2 separate regions of the Homo sapiens genome follow, and region 2 is linked to region 1. Evidence: chromatin loops called from intact Hi-C (ENCODE). Cell type or tissue: K562. All regions are shown on one strand. Links, peaks and the distances in the headings refer to the core of each region. The heading gives the core; the rest is flanking DNA.

The links. Hi-C counts contacts between places; a loop is a spot of excess contacts. Peaks named below come from ENCODE experiments on the same cell type or tissue, not always from the same donor. Only the 100,000 strongest peaks of a DNase experiment are listed, where the experiment ranks them.
Region 2: it touches region 1 in a loop (3.0-fold over the local background); 5 of 110 quality-filtered maps call a loop at or near these places.

What each region holds. Positions count from the first base shown.
Region 1 is chr6:119,250,761-119,261,184 of GRCh38, forward strand. The region is part of intron 5 of MAN1A1 (mannosidase alpha class 1A member 1); the gene reads right to left. Among named protein-coding and RNA genes, the nearest start is that of MAN1A1, 94 kb to the right of the region's middle. In K562, for the core only: no CTCF peak of the experiment used is centred there; a DNase peak (open chromatin) is centred at 6,481.
Region 2 is chr6:119,306,817-119,317,240 of GRCh38, forward strand. It overlaps MAN1A1 (mannosidase alpha class 1A member 1), which reads right to left. Exons shown (of 13, transcript NM_005907.4): 3 at 80-176. Among named protein-coding and RNA genes, the nearest start is that of MAN1A1, 38 kb to the right of the region's middle. RefSeq lists a silencer at 6,168-6,462. In K562, for the core only: no CTCF peak of the experiment used is centred there; DNase peaks (open chromatin) are centred at 1,655, 4,915, 5,285 and 6,265.

The DNA of each region.
Region 1 (10,424 bases), core at 1,645-9,644:
TTCTCACCACCTATTTGCATTCTCAAATTCAACCTTCTATTTTAGCTCTAGTTCAGTACTTCTACCTGTGTACACACATCACAAAATGGGTGTCTTGTTATTTTCTGAAACTTAACATGTCCAACATGGAATTAATCATTTAATATTCTGGGCAAACTTCCCCAGCTCTATCACTGACATTATTTTCTGGTCAGTCCCTTGGACTCAAGTGAACAGGCATTTTGATTTTTGATTTACCGCCTCCATCAGTCACTAAGTATCACTGTTAACTCATTTGAAATGTCTTGTATGCAGTTCATTCTCTGATAGGAGCATAGGCCATGTTCTCATTGCCAGGTACTATGAAATGCACGATTTAAAAAAAAGAAGGTCCTCCTATTTAGCCTGCTTGTTTCCTTATTTCCATTAATAATTTTTCCTCATTTCCATTAATCTGTATTTACGTTACCAACTTTCTACCACACAATTTTCTTGTTCAAGAAATGATAATGACTTCCTGTGTTGTCTAACATCGGGTCAAATCTGCTCTACTAACGGTTCAACCACCTCTATGAATCAGACCCTTCAATTATTTTCTGTCCATCTGGCTCTGGCTCCAGCTCCAGCTTTTGAGTCTTCATGGTCTTAAGTTCTCATTCATGTTCAGTCCATCTTAGCAACTTTATTTACACATTCTCTCATTTTAAATCACTCTCTTCTGCCTCCTTTTGGCTGATCCAAATTTACCCATTCTTTAAGGCCAAAGTCAAGTCCAGGCCAAGACTCCAGGTCAAGATCTTTGCCTTCTGTGAACTCCCACACTGATAACTAGTACCATACAATGCAGTCTTTGATACAGATCTCTAAATCAAGATACAGAAGGCAAGAGAGAGATCTCTGAACGTTTTATTGTGTTTTCTCTCATATCCCCCAATAATTTTTCTTCCTAGAAGTAGAGAAAAAGACCCCAATTTCTCCTTCACTGCCTATTATACAGATCTAACCCAGATTAAGTCATTTTTTATTTAAATTTACTGATATCACCACAGGGCTCCTATGAGTAGTAGGCAGGAAGATATTAATATTCTCAGTTAACAGACAGGAACAGCGGCCCCTTCCCATATCGGGGTTTTTGCACTTGCAGTTTCCTCTGCCTGCAATGCTCTTTCCTGAGCCCTCTGTATGCCTTGCTCATTCTTACCTTCAGGAATCTGTGTAAATGTCCCCTCGAGAGGTCTTTTCCTAACCACCCCACACAAAGTTGGCCATCCTTATTTATTATATCACCTTGTTTCTTTTCCATTATTTATCATGTCTTAATTATTTTATTTGCTTGTTTATTGTTTGATAACTCCACTAGATACGATCTCAACGAGGGCATGGAAGCAGCTGGCACTCAATAGATGTTCATTTAATAAATAAATGAATCAATTTAAGATTAATGATTAGGTGGGCACAAAAGTAATTGTGGTTTTTGCATTGTTGGAATTGGCCGTTTGATACTGGAATACATTCTTAAATGTGGTTATGTTACATATAATTTTAATGGGCATTTCTCGCTTTATTAATTTTTTCCTAATGAATTATTGTTTATTTTATGTTGATTTTAGACTATGGAAAGGATGTTAGACAAAAAGCAAATTTGAGTGATTTTCTTATTTGAGTTCAAAATGGGTGGTAAGGCAGCGGAGACAACCTACAACATCAACAACACATTTGGCCCAGGAACTGCTAACAAACATACAGTGCAGTCTTGATTCAAGAAGTTTTGTGGCTGGGCACGGGGGCTCATGCCTGTAATCCCAGCACTTTGGGAGGTGGAGGCGGGTGGATCACGAAGTCAAGAGATCGAGATTATCCTGGCCAACATGGTGAAACCCCGTCTCTACTAAAAATACAAAAATTAGCTGGGCGTGGTGGTACATGGCTGCAGTCCCAGATACTTGGGAGGCTGAGGCAGCAAAATCACTTGAACCCGGGAGGCGGCAGTTGCAGTGAGCCGAGACTGCGTCACAGCTCTCCAGCCTGGTGACAAAGTGAGACTCTTGTCTCAAAAAAAAATAAAAAAAATAAGTTTTGCAAAGGAGACGAGAGCCTTGAACATGAGGATCATAGTGGCCAGCCATGGGAAGTTGGTAATGACCAATTGAGACCAACCATTGAAGCTGATCCTCTTACAACTACATCGGAAGTTGCCACAGAACTGGATGTTGATCATTCTATGGTCATTTTGCATTTGAGGCAAGTTGGAAAGGTGAAAAAACTGGCTAAGTGGGTGCCTCATGAGCTGAGTGAACATAAAAAAAAAATCGTCGTTTTGAAGTGTCTTCTTCTCTTATTCTACACAATAATAATGAACAATTTCTCGGATTGTGATGTGCGACAAAAAGTGGATTTTATATGACAACCAGTGATGACCAGCTCAGTGGATGGACCGAGAAGAACCTCCAAAGCACTTCCCAAAGCCAAATCTGCACCAAAAAAAGGTAATGGTCACTGTTTGGTGGTCTGCTGCCGGTGAGATACACTACAGCTTTCTGAACCCTGGTGAAACCATTATATCTGAGAAGTACACTCAGCAAATAGATAAGATGCACAGAAAACTGCAATGCCTGTAGCTGGCATTAGTCAACAGAAAGGGCCCAATTCTCCATGACAACGCCCGACTGCACGTTGCAAAACCGCTTCAAAAGTTGAACAAATTGGGCTATGAAGTTTTGTCTCATCTGCCACATTCACTTGACCTCTTGCCAACCCATTACCACTTATTCAAGCATCGCGACAACTTTTTGCAGGGAAAACATTTCCACAATCAGAAGGATGCAGAAAATGCTTTCCAAGAGTTTGTCGAATCCCAAAGCACAGATTTGTACACTACAGGAATAAACAAACTTATTTCTTGTTGGCAAAAATGTGTTGATTGTAATGGTTCCTATTTGATTAATAAAGATGTGTTTGAGCCTAGTTATAATGATTTAAAATTCATGGTCCAAAACAACAACTACTTTTGCATCAACCTAATAACATACCTGGGGCATTGTAATAAGAAGCCATTGATATTACATTGTTTGCAAAGTGCTCCATCCCGTTCCACTAGTTGCTACTGTCTGAAAATAATTATCTCCAGTATTCTAGAGTCTCAACCTTTGGCACAATTACAAAATATTTTTAGATAAAAATATTAATTAGCTCATTGATACTTGAGTCAAATCATACACGAGACTGAATCAACTTCAATCTCAATGTTTGATTTGTTATCTCCTCCTGAGCTCTGATGAGGTTACTAGAGGAAGAATCCAGATTCTGAAAGAGAACATCCTTCTACCTAAACTGGTGAGCTTATAATAAAACTAGCTTGTAAAATTAAAATTGTTGAGAGAATGAAGGAGGCATATCACAAATCATTCTAAAGGGCAATTAAGTTTTAAGTAGCACATATTAGATGATGTGCTGAAAAGCAAATTTTTACAAAAAGTACACTAAATGGCACTTTAGTGCTACTTCAAATGGGGATAGGCATGATGGAGAGAGCCCCGGACCCAGGTCCTTGGACTGGCTGTACTACTGTTTCCATGTGAGGCCTGAGCGGGTCAGTTAACTCTTCTGGTTCTCAATTTCCCCAGAAAAAAGAGGGAGAGTAAGGCTGATCATTTCTGTTTTTGATTTATCACTGGAAAAATAAGTACTCAGAAGCTACAAAACTAGTACTAAAATGTGACTGGGAAAAAAGCAAGACAAATATCATCTTTTGAAGATAGGAAATGTTAATTTGCCAACCAATTGTTCACCAATCTTGGTTTCTGGTGTTTGTTGGTACCTCTATTTGGTGGGGAGGATTTTATAAAGTTAAGAGAGTCAGGTGAAAAATTACAGTTCATAAAATGTAATCCTTGCTAATAGAAGATATTTTTAAATGTCCACTAAAAGAAAATATGGTTTTTGTACAACTAGCAATCAGTTTGGGATGGGCAGACATCTAATGATCCAACAAGAATTTTCTAAAAGATTTTGCATTCTAAGGATTCTGATTACATTCATAACAAAAGTCAAAACAATGTAACTTGCTGAAAGAAGGGTGGTAAAATACGATGCAACAGTTCTTTCGAGCATGTAACTAACAAATAACTTTAAATAAAAACTTTTATAGCCTAAAGTTAAGAATTTCAAAATAACTACATGAAAACTGTATCTTTTCTTTACACGTAAGTAACATCATCAGTCTTATTGCTGTTTTTGATCAACGTTTTAAAAACTTCAAAATTTAAAATCTATCAAATAAACACATTTATCTTTTTACTTTACCCTGACAGATAGTATCAGACAAGGCTGTAAACAAGACATATGGTTTTCTTTGCCTTCCTAGTTTGCAGTTCCCTAAAGAACTATGTAGGAATATATACATGCCAGAGCAAAGAATAAGGAAAAAAGAAATGAATAAGAACAGATGGCTTTGGAAGGAAATATTTTCAGTTCAGACATGCTTCAGTTTGAAATACACAATCAATATCAAAGCTTTTCTTCAAATGCTCATGTTGAAAACTTCACCATTAAAAGATCAAACACTAGTTCACCATTTGTACAAGTACAGTTTACCTATTACTCATTTTCACTACATAAAGCTTTCAGCACAAGATGCCATAGACACAACAAATATCTTTGGCTGCAAATAACTAAACCCATATACTGTTAGTTGAGTTGATAAACTTGCACATAATATGGGCCAAAATCAATCACTAAACCAGTAAGTACTTATTAAGCTATTCTGGCTTTTTAGAGTAGACCCTTGAAAGATTTAAATATCAGAATAAAGGTATGTAAAAATAACTAATCCAGCAGAAACTTAGAGCTGGAAGGGACATCAAAGGTCATCTAGTTCCATAATCTGATACACAGATGAGGAAACTGAAGTTCAGAGAGGGCCTATTCTCCTAGTTAAATGCTCTGATGTGGGATGGTTTACTGCCAGCTACACCCAAGTGAATACCAGCTTCCTGTCATCTCAGAGACGGGTGATCCTTTTGATCCAGAGGGACTCTCCCCTGTGGGCACACATCTTTCTTTCACCGTCTCTTTCTTTCTTCTCATTCTGTTTCTGTAATTGATCAAAACCTAAAACCGAAGTTTTAAATTAAAAAAAATTATGTGTTGTATTTGTCAAATTTCATTACAAACTTCATTTTTTAAAAAAAATATATTTAATTAGATGACTGCTTTTGTCAATTACTTTGTTTTTCTCCCCTGTGATTCAATACAATTCAATTTTTAGCCTTCAGGCAATTAGATGAGAAGAGTGTTGCTTATTTTCCTGAAATATTAAAGCACAGAGATCTTCCCAACTTGTTTTTTTTCAAAATAAAAAGGCTACACATGCTATCCTGCCAATAACCATCAATTATAACCAAGAAGAATCAAGGTAGCTGTCCTTTAGTCTTGAGTTTACTAATATATAAAAGCATAAAATTTAAACAAAGGAAAACACTTCCAATTGTAAGCATAGTTTAAAAATCTAAATGTAGAATGTTCTAGTGAATAGGCACTTTAGATTTATCTAGCTTTTTAAAGATATTTATTCTCATGAAAAAATAAGAGGTAGTGAAGAGAAGTGGCTTTTATGCTATCTCCTAGTCAAAATGAGTAAATGTTGATAAATGAATGAATAAAATTGTATCTCATTATTTTTTTTTTTTTCATGAGAGAGGACTCTCATTCATTCCCTAGTTCCTGAATAGAGAGGGTTTTATAAAGTTAAGGAGGCAAGATGAAAAATGGGGAATGCTGGGAAGAACTTCAGGCTGTTGTTCAGGGCATGGATATCACCACTGTCCACGTGAGCAGCAGTAAATGCCATGTTCTCGTGGCAGTGTTTCCCTGAGCATCAGCGTGGTCAAGGCTGCCTGGGAACAGGCACACTGAACTAAGAGTCAGGAGCCCTAGGTTCTGGTTCAGGGCTTGCTACTCACCAGTTATGTCATAAAGAAAATGGGTCACTTCACTGTTCCAATTTTCTCTTTTGTAAAATGGGAACACTCGATAAGACACTTCCTGAGGAACGTTTCTGCTCCACAGGACAGGCTTATTTTAAGACTTAATAAGCATTTACTACATATTTACCAACGTGGTAAGGGCTATACGAGAGATACATGAGAAAAAATTAAATCCCTGATCTCAAGAAGCTTACAACCAGGAAGGTAAGTCAGCCATATAAAACCATATAAGCATAAGATATACAACACAAAACAATACAAACCATAGGTAGAGAATAAATTAAGTGATACATGCTGTAACTGTGGGAATTTTTTTTAAAAAGTGAGTTAGGTCTAGGGGGAGAGGTAAGGTTGAAGACGTGACACTTATATAGATGCAGGTATGTACTTATTTGGGAGAAGGTATGTACATGTTTGTGTATGTGCTCTGGATTAATGTGGAGGAAGACAAGAGATAAAGCAAAAGGGAAGAGGAAGTGCTTTTCATGATAGCGAGCAGGTGGAGAGCTAGATTACTAGGGTCTAGAAAATGGTGAGAGAGAGACAGATTAAATAAGATAAGCTCATGGCCTTAAATACCAGGAAGAGAAGTTTAAAAGATGGTTAAAAGAGCACATCAGATGTCTTAAGGAAGTCCTAACACTACTTTAGTGCCTCCCATTTATGGTAAGTGGAGAGATTTCTGGGTCATCAAGGTTATGAGAAATAGGGCAGGAAGAAAGGCAGTAGCTCTCATTGGTTATGGGACTTTTCTGAGTGTAAGAGGCAAACATATATGAACGACAACATCAAAAAAAATACTGTATTGGCTACCTGATAGAAGGAAAATAAATCTTAAGAAATAATTAGGGTCCTTTAAAAAAATTTTCCTCAAGAAGAAAGTATATGCTTTTGTACACATAAATAAGTAGCGGGCTGGGAGCAAGGAAATAGTATGATAAAAGTTACATGTCCTTCTAATATGCATTCAATATGGAAGTTAAAAAAGGGAGAGGAAACCCAATGGCTATACAGCTCTAGTGCTTCAAACTATTCTTAAGTGTACCACATGTGTTATTGTAGGCTTTCTAATTACTAAAATACCTGCCCAAGAATGATAAATAATAATAAATTACAGCAAGAACACCACAGTAATCCAAGTCATTATACAGTGCCTAAAGCTACTCATTCTATCTCAATTTTAGGTTTAAAAAATGGGCAAATCGCCAACATGACATTTAGAAAAATATGCAGTATATAGTGAATAATGTTTACACTAAATATGACAAATAATTTCTGAAAATACATTTCACATCAAAAGGAAGACATATTTTAAAAAATATAATGCCTACTAAAGAGATGGGAATTATGAAAGCACACATACTCTATCTGGCTATGATTTCTAACTGAATTTATGGACTCCACTACATAGATGTTAATATGTGACATCATAGGGTTAAAATTGGGGATGTTCTATTTACTACTGCTTTCAGACATCAGAAATCATTAAAATATACAAAATCCAGGATTGGTGATCTTTGTTCAAGAAAAAGACAAAAGAAAAAATGATAGCCTCATCTGTGCATATACAGTTGGACCTTTGTATCTGTGGGTTCCACATCTGTGGTATCAACCAGTTGCAGATCAAAAATATTTGGAAAAAAATGTATGGTTGCATCTGTACTGAACACGTATAGACTTGTCATTATTCCTAAACTACACAGTATAACAACTATTTACATAGCAATGACATTATATTAGGTATTATAAGTAATCTAGAGATGATTTAAAGAATACAGGAGGATGTACTCATGTTATATGCAAATACTGTACCATTTTATATAAGGTACTTGAGCATCTGTGGATTTTGGTATCCTCAGGGGGTCCTGAAACCTACCCCCACAGATACCTAGGCATGACTGCATATCATAATTCCCTGACATATTTTAGTTATGAAGCATTCTACACTAGTGAATTTTTTTCCTGTTAACTGAACCTCATCTCTGAAGAGCATCAAAATATTTATAGTTTAATAATTTATATAAGTTTTAAAGACATGTTTATCTTTTTTTTATGATTCGGTGAAATGTAGAATGATCCTGCCTTTACTCAGCATCACCATCATATGCATACAGAGCTGGGACTAGGTGATGGAGTTTTCCATTATCACTTGAACAGTCTGTACGATCTTGAACGCTCACTTAACCTCCTTTCTGTGCCTCAGTTTCTAAATAAGTGAATAGAGAATAATCTTCCCAAATCACAAGATGGTTATAATTAAAGGAACAAGTGTTTTTTAAAAGAGCAACAATAGTTATTATTCTTGGCTATAAGATAGTGGTTTCCTCAGGAATAATAGAAGGATACTAGGCCTTTTGTCCACACACTAAATGGTCCAAAAGCTGCTGAGCTTTCATGTCTGCTTTCTATAGTCCTACTGCTTCTTTGAGTTACTAGCTATCAGTTCATTACAATGAGACTTCTCACTGTTGTATTCATTCTCCTTCTGAGTTGCTGACTCATTTTGTAAACAGTTACCTGCACAAGGATCTGATAAGTCAAATGTCCTTCCTCTATCTTACGGTGAAGGGCACAAGCTTCAGGACATGGTCCCTTTTTGTGTCACATGCCTGAATTTGAACAATTAAACTCTATAGGTATGAAAGAGCAATTAATTACCATATTATGTAGTAGTAATAGTTTGCAAATTTACAAAGTCAACTGAATACCTATGTATACAGGTTTTGTTTCTTTTAAAAAATGTAAAATGTAAGCTACTCATTTTTTCATTCTATTTAAGCAAATGTAAACCTATCCAGTACACACCTAATACCATTAGGCAGGTGGTTTGTTATTTCTGCATAATCCTCCTTTATCATATATTATACACTGATACCTTTAAATTGCCTTTGGGTACAGAGTATATAGTTTTATTTCAGCTGACAGATGAGCATTTTAAATTATCAAATGGTGACACTGCTGGACAGAAAATTTGGCATCAATGCAATTTTTGTCTTATGTTTGTGTCCCTCCAGGCAAGTTAATTAAACTCTTAGTCTCAGTTTCCTCATCTACAAAATGGAAAAACATATTTGTACACCTTGAAACTTAGAGAAGTTCTCTTTTTCCCCATGCCAATATTAAATTTTTATTTTCTTAAACAATGAATACATTCTCATTATTGAAAAATCACAAAATTAGACATAAAATATAGAATCTTATTAATCTTGTCTACCCAGAAATAACTATTAACATCTTAAGTGTCTAAATGGTATTGATTGCATTTTTTTAAAAAAAGATATTGTTCTATATATACTATTTCATAATGTTTTAAACCCATCCCTACCAATTTAATCTACATTGTATACAACATTCTATATCAGGGGTCAGCAAACATTTTCTATAGAGGGTTAGATAGTAAATATTTTAAGCTTTACTAGTCACATACTCTGTCTCACGTTTATTTTTAATAATCCTTTAAAATTTAACAACCCACTCACAGCTCTGGTAGTATAAAAACAGGTCTTGAGCCAATTTGGCCAAAGGGCTGTAGTTTGCTGACCCTTGTTTCCTATCACTGGATACATTTCTGTAACATCTTTTTAAAAATAGCTGTATCATACACTAGTTCTGGTATAATAAGGATACACCAGAACTTATTTAGCCAGTCTTCTATTAGTCAATATTTAGGTTTCCCTTGTTTTGATATTACAAACAGCTTAGAATGAACATCCCTGTACATACTTATTTGTATATATAACTATTTCCTCAGGTTAAATGTTTGAAAGTGCAATTTCTGGTCAGCATTCATTCAATTCATTCACTCACTCACTAACTATAGCTGTAGGGTCAAAGTAGCCATAGACAAAATGTGAATGAATGGGCTTGGCTATACTTTGCTAATCCCTGAATTTTGCTAATTTACTTGAAAGCATCTTTATCTTTTTTTCATTTAGAGGCTTTAACATATTTTCATATATCCCATTTCATGACAACACTGCATCTGTTTTTAATAGATCAGTGTTATATTCTTACAGTACTATAAACAACTCAATGAAACAATGCCCTGCCTTAATAACGATCATCATCAGAACATCAAAATGTCACATAACTCAGTATCTTTTTTATTAGAAGAGTTTTGAAAATATCAGACTGAAATAGTTTGGCAGGCAAATGCCTCTTTAGAATACAAACACAAATAATAACAAGAAACATAATTTATGTTGTCCATTGTAGCTACTCATGCACTATCTAAATGTCTTGTTTTTTTATTGTTTTTTTTTTTTTTTTTTTTGAGATGGAGTCTCGCTCTGTTGCCCAGGCTGGAGTGCAGTGGTGCGATCTCGGCTCACTGCAAGCTCCGCCTCCCAGGTTCATGCCATTCTTCTGCCTCAGCCACCTGAGCAGCTGGGACTACAGGCGCCTGCCACCATGCCCGGCTAATTTTTTTGTATTTTTAGTAGAGACGGGGTTTCACCGTGT
Region 2 (10,424 bases), core at 1,047-9,046, 55 kb after region 1:
CAGACTTCTCCACCATCCATAAGCTCAAGCAATTGGGGAGAAGTTATCGTCACTAAGAAACCAAAGCACATCTACTCACCAAACAAACTGCTTGAATGGCCTCCTTTTGATATAGGTTTGAGTTCATTTAATCCCCAGGCATAACCTTTATAATTATTCCAAGCATGTTTCATCATCTGAAAAAAAAAATAAAAACAGGATTATAATTTGAATGGAGATGTTTTTGCTACAAAATAGGTAATATATTGAAGAGCAAAGGCTAAAACATTAAAATTCATTAGTTAAAAGGATGACTAAGTAAAAGAATTATGATTATATAAACCAGAACACACATGCTCATACAAACATGCTGGTACACATACACACTACCCTTTTATGTTTACAAATGGGAAGTTTTCGTTTTTGAGTCCATTTAATCCTATTTAATGCAAATACCATTTTCAAAAGTCAGTTCCCAACAACAGGAATTTAGCTTATCTTAAAAGCATGAACCATGTCTACATTTATCTAGTTCATTTTCATAACAGATTAAATCTGCAAAGACTATCTTTAAAATTTATATTTCTGCACAAAGTTCTTCTTACTTTGTTGGCCTCACAGCATACAGACAAATATTCAGGTTATCCCTTTAAACCACTTTGATGTTTCCTGACGAAGACTATATGGAGAAGTATTTTAAAATATTTACAGGAAATAAAAAATAACACTGTGATTATGCCTAGATTTTGGAAAAACTTGTTTATTTTAATGTAATCAATCTTTAATTGGATACATGTGTGTATATGTATGTAACTGAAGATTGATCCAGTATATTCCTAATTCAGAGTCTACACACCAATAATGGTTTTAAAAGCCAAATCCCTCTGCCATAAATTAGTTGTATAAACTTTTTTCAATGACTCAAAGAACACATATAATTATTTTTGTATGCATATTTTTTAAAAGGATTGGGACTCTTCAACTGTCTAGAACTCAGTAATCAAAATATGGACATAATTGAAAAAGGTTCCAATCAGGCTCCATATTTTAGAGTATCTTAAAGCATCACACAAAGTTATAGATATTATTTACGGGCCATTTACCACTCAAAATCTTCATTGAGATCAGTATCATTTTATTAATAACAAAGTTTTCATATGTTCCTGAACACAACAATCAGCATCTTTAACCAACTTGTAAATTACCTTCCTAACTCACCACTATTACTACCAACAGTTACCAAGAATCAGTACTATCTGCTAAGTACTCTGCTAAATGCTATAACTTTAGTATTGTAACCAATTCTTGCTACAACCCTATGAAATATGTTTTATTACCATTGTTAGGGAGATGAAGAAACTGAGGTTTGGAAGTTAAAAAACAACTTTACTCAGTCACCACATTTTTCCACAGACAAGGTGCCAGGGTTCATCTCCAAGCTAGCCTGACTCCAAAGCCCATGGCATTAACCAACACATTGCATCACCTTCCTTTAATGAGTCAGCAAAAAAAATCTTCCTTTACTGAATCAGATTGTTGATCTTTCAACAATCAAAAGAATGTGTATATGGTAGTGTTTTCAGGATTTTTTTCTTATACATTAATTTTGTTGAGAAGTAAAACAGATTTGAGGGTCACATGACTTGATTTATAATCCCTACAACGCCACTGATGAGTCACATACTTAAGGATGAGTCACAGTTTTTGTGACTCTTATCTGAAAATTTGGGATAATTCCTTACAGGATGCATGTAAGGAATACATGATCGTGGTATATGTTTTTGCACCTTGCATACTGCTTGACAGATGGCAGGTAATCACGTTTATTAAATTTTAAATCTATATTAAAACTAATTAAATTCACATCACAGAAAAATAGAAACCAATGAGCCTCTGAAAGACTAGGTATATAAAAAATCTACAGAACACCTAGAGATTATATTTGATTTTATTTGGTTTTTCCATTAAATGTACTACATTTAGTAAATTCTTCATTCCTGTAAATTTCCAAAGATACTTTATAAATTCAAAAGCTTTTGGAATATACTGAACATCAAAACAGAAAAAAAAGTTACGATAATTTGTTTCAGCTTTGTCAAAAATGATCACTTATACAATGTACCACTAGTAAAGGATCTCCTAAAGTAACCTCTGTAGTATATATTAACTTTTCCTATCTTCTTCCCTCAAGGGAAAAGCTGACACTAATTGGTTAGTTTCCTACATTTCAAAAGTTGCTGACATATTTCTCAAAATGGGTTCCTGATCCCATGGGATTTCTATGAGTTAAAGTTAGAAAAGACGAAAATGATGTGGTCAAAATGCCCTGAACAAAGCACTGGGAGGGGTTTATCCAGCAATTATAAAGAGGAACAGTCATATTGTTAACCAATTCCACCAGCTGATCACTTCTGGAAATGATTTACCACATTAAAGCTAACTGTAAGACATTGTGTGAGTGTGTGTGTACACATGCATAGAATAACTATAAGCTTCAATTTAAAAGTCACATATAAAATCAACTTGTTAACTCAGATTTACGACTTACACAAATATTTGAAACATCAAAAGGCTACCAGCTTTTAATTTTGTAGTATTAAGCCATTACCCAGCTGAGTGGCGATGAGGATAAAGTCATTTAATTTCTCTAGACCCAGTTCTCATGAGCTGGCAGGACAAGGAAGTCACTTCTAAAAGTTAACTACTAACAAGGACAGAATTGATCACCTCTCTTCACAGGCTCCTTAGGTTTCTTTTGTAGTCTTTCATTAACTTAATTAGGGTTCTAAAGCCTGACATTCCACGTAGAAGTAAAATGGGCCCAAATTTCAAATGCAGTAGTGAAACCCTCACAAAAAAAGATAAACTGAAAGCAAGCCAAAGATGTTTTCTTCCTGAATACGTATATTTGCTCCTGGTGAAAGGTAGAGCTGACACGCTGTGTGAAAGGAAACAAAGGACCAAAATTTCATAATTGCAACCCATTATTTTAACCCAGAAAATATTAAATTGGGTATAAGGCATTAAAGAAATAGTATTACTTCCCCTTGACTCCATGCTTATAAGAAAAGATTCTTTGATTTGTACTTTCTTCTTAATTGGCATCAGGGCTCATTAATTAGGCCAGGTCATTTATTGAGTATCTGCTACACTATGAAAAGATTCTAAAGGACTAAAAGGGAAGTATACAGGATGCTGTCTCATTTACTATCTCATTGATAATGTATGGAAACATAAGATACTGCCTGTTTACATACTCAGTAAATGTTTGTGAATATAGAAGAGTAAGAAAACTAATTAAATGTTGTATACAACTCTATTGTTGTTTCTAACAAATTAAGTTTAATGTCCTGATCTAATCAAGCACGCTGAAGAAAGAAATACGTTGGAATTTCCCTAGTATGCATAGACTTCATATCTTGCATATTTATTGCTAGAACTACTCTTAGCAAATACTTCCATTTGCTGAAGTTTTAAACACATAATCTTTAAATTTTTATATTAGACACATCAAAAGTCTTTGAAAATTACATGATTTTTCCAGACAGATCTCAGGAAAACTTTGGGCTTTCATTGCCCTATTTCACTGAAGCCTACAAGTTCAAGTCCCACTTATGGCCTCCTTCTATGGGTTCTTACATAAAATTTCCGTAGTTTGTAGGATGTGATGCTGGCCCAGCTGAATGAACCAGGGCCTGGTGCCCAACTCAAAGGCAGATTGCTGAGAGCTAGCCATGAGCCTCCAACGTGGGGCGCCCTGGTGTGTAGTTCTCACTAATGGATGGGATGAGTCAACCCAACCATCCACTCTACCTAGGGAAGTGTAACTGGGAAACATTCAGAGAGAACCTAGAGGCCAGAGAGTGACACAGAAACAGAGAAGTACAAATACACAGGAGAAAGGGCTGTGAAGCAGTAAAAGCCATGAGAAAGAAGACAAGAAAGGCAAGGAGAAAAAAGTTAAGAGGAGGCTGAGGTACAGATGATTTTGCCACTTGGATGGTTCCCCAGTGGAACTGTGTTAGGCCTGTACAGCAGCTATAGAACTATCAACAATGCTGTGGAGTCCTGAATGTTGGTGAATCATCTTCCCTTTTCCTCTTTGCCTGCTGAGACTGTTTGTTTACTTCCCTATGTGTACTTGTAGAAAAGCTTCTCATTTACTGAGGAGTAAGGCGTAAAAGCGGGTCACGGGCGAACGCATATGAGAAACTGGGTCCATATCTGAGCTCTGCCATCGTCAGTGTGACTCTAAGCAAGGCAATTAATCTCTCTGAGCCCACTTTCTGCACACACAAAATGTGAATAAAAACACCTCACTGGTTGTGGTGATGATTAAATAAAACAAGGCATGTAAAGAGTTTAACATGTTGCCCGACACACATTAAGTGCTCAATGCATTTTAGGCATTATAATTACTTTTATTAAAAACCTAAGAATGTCTGTGATCTTTGCAATCTAAAAGAGCTTCATAATTTTTCCTAGTATAACACATAAATAGGAGGGACAAATATATGTGAAACCAGGCAAACTTACATTGTACACAAGCTCTTTATCAATATATACATTTAAAAATATACACAACTATTTGGTATCCAAAAGATGGAGGAAGAAAGGAAGAGTAGAAAGGTCCTCTCCAGGTGTAAGGCAATGTGGGGTAATCTTTAGCTATGCAGGTTCATACACTAGCTTTCATAAAATCTTAGTTGTGCCAAGGTACTGCTGTGTAGTGGGGGTTTGTTCGAGGGATTTGAGGTTGATCTGGGAAAAAGACAGGACCACAGAGGCAGTTAACACACAACAAGCTTTAATGAGTGGTGCTTTGTACAGGGTTGCATGGGAGGGCATCCAGAGGCTTAGGGTGAGGAGGTCACCATGCAGAAGGGGAGGAGGACAAAGGAACTCCCAAGGGAGAGGTGCATCGGAATGAGGGCTTAGGACTAAGTGATGTCACTTTGCAGCATGATGGAGTAACTCTATTATCAGAAGACCTTGAAGGGCAGTAGCAGCTCGGTGTCTTAAAACCACAAAGCTCTATCTTATCAATGGCCAACAGATGCTAGGTAAGGTTTCACAGAACGTGTAAGGCAGGCTCTAAATGCTAAAAATCTGCTTGTTCGGGCTATTTTTAAAATAATTAGATGTATTAAAAATTAGTTTGGTGTTGGCGGGCTCTTGAATTAACGGGTCTCAGCCTGCAGTGAGGAAATAACCTAGAGACCAACAGACAGAGGCCATGTTTGGCTCACTTATATAACAGTCCGCTGTTTGTCATGAAAGGGAAGAAGTTCTGTGGTCCAGTGATACTCATGTCCCTGCTGTTCTTGGGGACACAAGGGGCTGTGTCTGATTCAGGCAAGGTCTGAGGTGGAAGAGCAATCTAACTCACTGATTGTTAAACCTGAAAGTGATGTGCCATTTCTCTTAAAACTACACTTAGGGTTGATGCTTTGAAAAACAGTGATTTTAAAAGCCTGACAGCAATTTCCATCAAACTTTGCTTAAAATTACTTGGCTGTCATATAAAAGTAACTTCTAGAGCTTTCAGATAAAATATTTTTAGGGTCATTGAATTAACCTTATTTCTTTCAATCTTTGGTGGAACTGGAAAACAGAACGGAGAGACACAGATAAAAAGCAACTTGGGGGAAATTAATTCACAATTTCTCCAAACCTTCACTTATCCATTGGAAGAGAATTTCTCCATGGATCAAGAAAAGACGGCAATCTAACCACCCCTTCCACCGCTTATCTAATGCTATCCCCACCACCTACATTTCCTTATGGGAATGAAGATCTGGAGGGCCAGAAGGACAACTGGGCAGCAAGAGACCTGATACTAAGGCCGGTCTATCACAGCCACATGGCAGAGCAGGTCACAGTGGATAAGCCTGAGGCCAGCTGCCTCAGGGTCTGCCCTTCTACCCCTTAGTTCTCTCATCTTTCAAAAAGAATAACCCATTTTAACAAATGCACCACTGTGGGTTGAGGTGCTGAGACTGCGAGGTTGTGCCTGTGTGGGGACAGGGTGTATATGGGAACTCTCTATACTTTCTGTTCAATTTTGCTACAAGCCTAAAACTGCTCAGAAAATACAGCTTACTAAAAAAGTAAGTATTATCTCCCTTACAGCACAGTGAGGAGATCAGGTGTGACAGGGCACCTGACTAGAAGACACTCAATGAGCCTGGCTGACCTTTATCCACTCACGCCACCTCCTCAGAGTCCTCCTAGGCTTCAGGAGGTTAAACAGATAAGGGAGAACTTAGGAAGGAAGTTCTCCTTCCTTTGATGCTTTGACCTTTAGCTGAACTCAGAGTGGGCAGAGCAATTACGGGAAAGGAAAGAAAAGAGGCTAATGTCACCAAGAGGTGACAGTGCAGAGCCTGATGTGACTCCGCCTTCACAAAGACTGCCTGCCTGGAGTCTACCACAATTACATCTGAAAGTATTTAGCACCCTCTCATGCAACAGGTATCAAGATGCCACCCAAGACAGTCTTAGGAATGATCCTTGTCCTCACATCATTCCTCAGTGAGCGAGGGCCACCTCCAGTCACCTTCTAGCTGTCATCACCCAGTATGTGAAAAAAAGCCCTCTAGCCATGATAGTTTCCAATTTTACCCCATATGAAATTCAAATACTCATTCACATGCTTTGCTCTTTCAAATGCTGAAATAAATGTATCCCCTTCTCTCTTTCCCAAAGGCTGTCAAGGTGTTCTATTTTCAAGATTCTTTACCCCAATGTTACAATGACAATCACTACTTAGTAGCTACGGTTGCGAGGATGAGAATTATAAATGGGAATAAAGCAGTACTGCCAGATTTAGGAAATGGAAATATTACACAGAACCTACTTATACTAAAAAAAAAAAAAGTTGTTTATCTGAAATTCAAATTTAACTGAAAGTGCTATATTTCATCTGGCAACCCTAGGACAATGGGATAGGACACATTCAGTTCCTGGTTCTGAGTCCACTGTCTGCTCTCTGGTTTGTGCCCTGTTCTGTGGTAGGCTCGAAAAAGGGGTCAGAACATTTGAAGGGCCAGACAGGAACAGAACCACCAGGTCTAGGGCAACTAGAAGTGAATGGGAAACGTGACAAAACGAGAGTCAAGCCCCTCACTAAAGCTATTTAAAAAAAAAAAAAAAATCAAAACTACGCTGGCTAAGGGTTAAAAAAAAAAATCCGTGAGCCACAGTTAGCCCACAGCCCAGCAGTTTGCACTGCAACCTCTACTTTACAGGCACGCGTCTAGAACTAACCACTCTGTTTTTAGGTCTGTGGGCATGTGGCTTCCCACCAGCCCTGGTTCCCATAGCTCTGTGAGGAGCTTCTATTCCACTTCTAGCATAGGCTGCCCTTCAGGGCCAGCTTCCCGGACTGCTCTGGTAGCAACATATGTGCTATCTCTTTGCCACAAATTAGCAAAAGTCTTTGAGATCTGAGGTGCATAAAGCATTATGTGTAAGCTTCTCAACAATTCTTTCACTGGATGAGCAGTAGTTTCACATTTTAGAAGTATTATTTTGTTCTACAAATCAAACTGTAGGAGCTGTCGTCATCATGGGTTATGGAGGCCGAGGCTGTAAAGGAGGAAGTGAATTAACTTTGTCAAACAGCTACCACACTGCACTGTGAGGGGAATTTGATATAATTTAACACATCCAATCCTTACAACACCCTCTCTGGGGTATTATTATCCCTGTTTTACATATGAAGCTGAGGCCCAAGGTAGTGTAGAGAAGAGCAAGGCTGGAAACTCTCTCACGCTGATTTTCTCCACTATACACTGAACAGAGCCCTCACTTTTTTGCTGCTTGCAAACCTCAGACAGTCATCTGAGGCCTCTGAGCCCTCCTGCTCCTCCATGCACAGAAGGCAGCTCTATCTGGGGTCTGAGAAGCTGTGGCCAGGCCTGGCACCAAAATGACACATGCCGAATCAGGACTGGGAGCTGGCTCAACTGAAGACCCTCACAGCACCACCTTTCCTTGCCTGCCCTACATCCTTCAATTCTCACAGCCTTCCTCCTCCTCCACTTCGGCTCTCAGCTCCAGCTCTGTACCTAACTTTTCTCCTCCTGCCCTGTATGCTACTGGGGCAGACAAGATGGTGTTGTCCTATTCGACCTGGCCTGTCACTAGATTTATGGAAAACCATGAATTCCTCTCCTCATGCCAAGCTGCTGTCTACAGCTCTGATATTTTCTGAAGTTTACTACCACCACGGGAGCTAATGTGGACCAGCTTCTCTTTCCTCTTTCTGTATTACTCGACTTCTTGTTGCTATGTGTGCAATTCGTTTGTTGCCAGGTACTCGAGGTTGCCTCTTATCTACTGAGTGGAGAATATATATATATGGATGGGGATTTTCTTCAGATTGAGGTGTCCTGAATTCTCCTACAGCCAATTTTAATGTACTTCTAAGTTGGCAGGAGATATATAAAGAAACAGTAATTATTTAATGCTATTGCATGAATTCTAATGTGCCACTGAGCATTAATTCCCCAGTGAAATGAAAGCGTGGTTAGCAATAGCAATTTCTTTAGAAAAAGAGTCAGAATGACTGATAAAGCCAGTTTTAAAAAATGAGAATTCTAGTAATCACTACTTGTAATGGACAGATTGTTCTGTTTCTAAGAAGTATCTCGTTCTCCTAAGGAAAACCCAGTGTTTCCAGTTCTAGCTAAAAAAATTGGATCATATGCATTTAATGGTTCTCTTTTTTTATGGCCAAATTTTGACATTATTTTATAAAAACTCTTGTGCTGTTACCAAATGGCAGAGGGTACAGGGGAAAAGAAAAAGAATAAAGAAATACTTGACCAAAATATAAGTCCATTTCTCTAAAACATTCTAAGGGATTATAATTTAGCAACTCAAAAGTTAGAGGTCAGAAAAGGGCTTATTCATAGGTGAATATCTAGTCCATTCCTTTTTGGAAGGAAGCACTATTGCTGAGAACACTTTCCTTACATAGAACAGTTTGGCATCAGCTTAGGGTCTACCATTTGTAGTTATTTCCTTATCAAAAATATCTGTCTTGTGGTTGATGACTATGGTCTCCAGGCAGAAGCTGTCACTGAGTTCAGAAGTTGTCACTTTGTGTTTAAAGGTTTAACCTCAGGGTTTTTGGTCTGTTTATTCGGCAGATTTTTAATTAACACGGAAACTTTGAATTCATTAGATTAGCTGTGCTAAGACCTCTGTGGTCAATGTGAGGCCAGCAAGTGACCCCTTGCAGGCCTGTGGTGACAGGTGATCTCCCTCACTTGGTCCCCAGGCCAAGATCTTACAGGGCTTTCCCAACATGGGAAGCATCAGCAACTACAGATCTTTAGTGATCAAGAGAAAAAGATATTCATTTTTGTGGGTTTTTTTTTTTTTTTTTTTGAGATGGAGTTTTGCTCTTGTTGCCCAGGCTGGAATGCAGTGGCGCGATCTTGGCTCACTGCAATCTCCACCTCCCGCGTTCAAGCGATTGTCCTGCCTCAGCCTCCTGAGCAGCTGGAATTACAGGTGCCTGGCTAATTTTTGTATTTTTAGTAGAGACGGGGTTTCGCCATGTTAGCCAGGCTGGTCTCGAACTCCTGAGCTCAGGTGATCTGCCCACCTTGGCCTCCCAAAATGCTGGGATTACAGGAGTGAGCCACCATGCCCAGCCAAAAAAAGGTATTCCTTGCTGGGATATCACAGATGCTCCCTTAATATCCTAAGGAGAGCTAAAAAAGTGTGCCATAGAAAACAAATACTATTTTCATGTAATGTCTAATCTCAAAAGTTTTTTTTTAATACTTGTAATAAAAAGGTAAGCCCAAACATTCTAACTCATACATATATCATTCCACAACTTCAAATTTTCACATTTTAATTTTTGCAGCAGTGACAAAATGATTTTTAAAATTGAAATGTGCTATCTTTAAAAGATTTGTTTATAGATTTGTCAACCTTATAAAGACTAAGCTTTTTCTTTTAGATTCCTTTTTTAAACTTTACAAATACTATGAGGTTATCACTAGTATTACTAGTAGTTAATAAAGTTACTAATTATTTAGTGATCGATGAAAATGAATTAGCTTGAATTTCATTAAAATGAGCAAAGTCAGATATAGTTACCTTTTTAAATTACATTTTTTTATTATTATTATTCTTTTTTTTTTTTTTTGAAACAAGCTATCCCTAGAGTCAAGCCCCATTCTTCAGTTAGCAAGAGGAGAATTGTAGGGCACAAGTATTTCCCTTTTATCCTTTCTTTTGTGTGTGTATGTTTTCTAAAACAGACTTTTTTTTAAACAGAAGTTTTAGATGCACAGCAAAACTGAGTGGAAAGTACAAAGTTCCTATATATCCTCTGTACCCCAAAGGCACAACCTCCTCACTATCAACATTACGCACGAGAATCGTACGCTTATTACAACTGATGGACCTACACTGACACA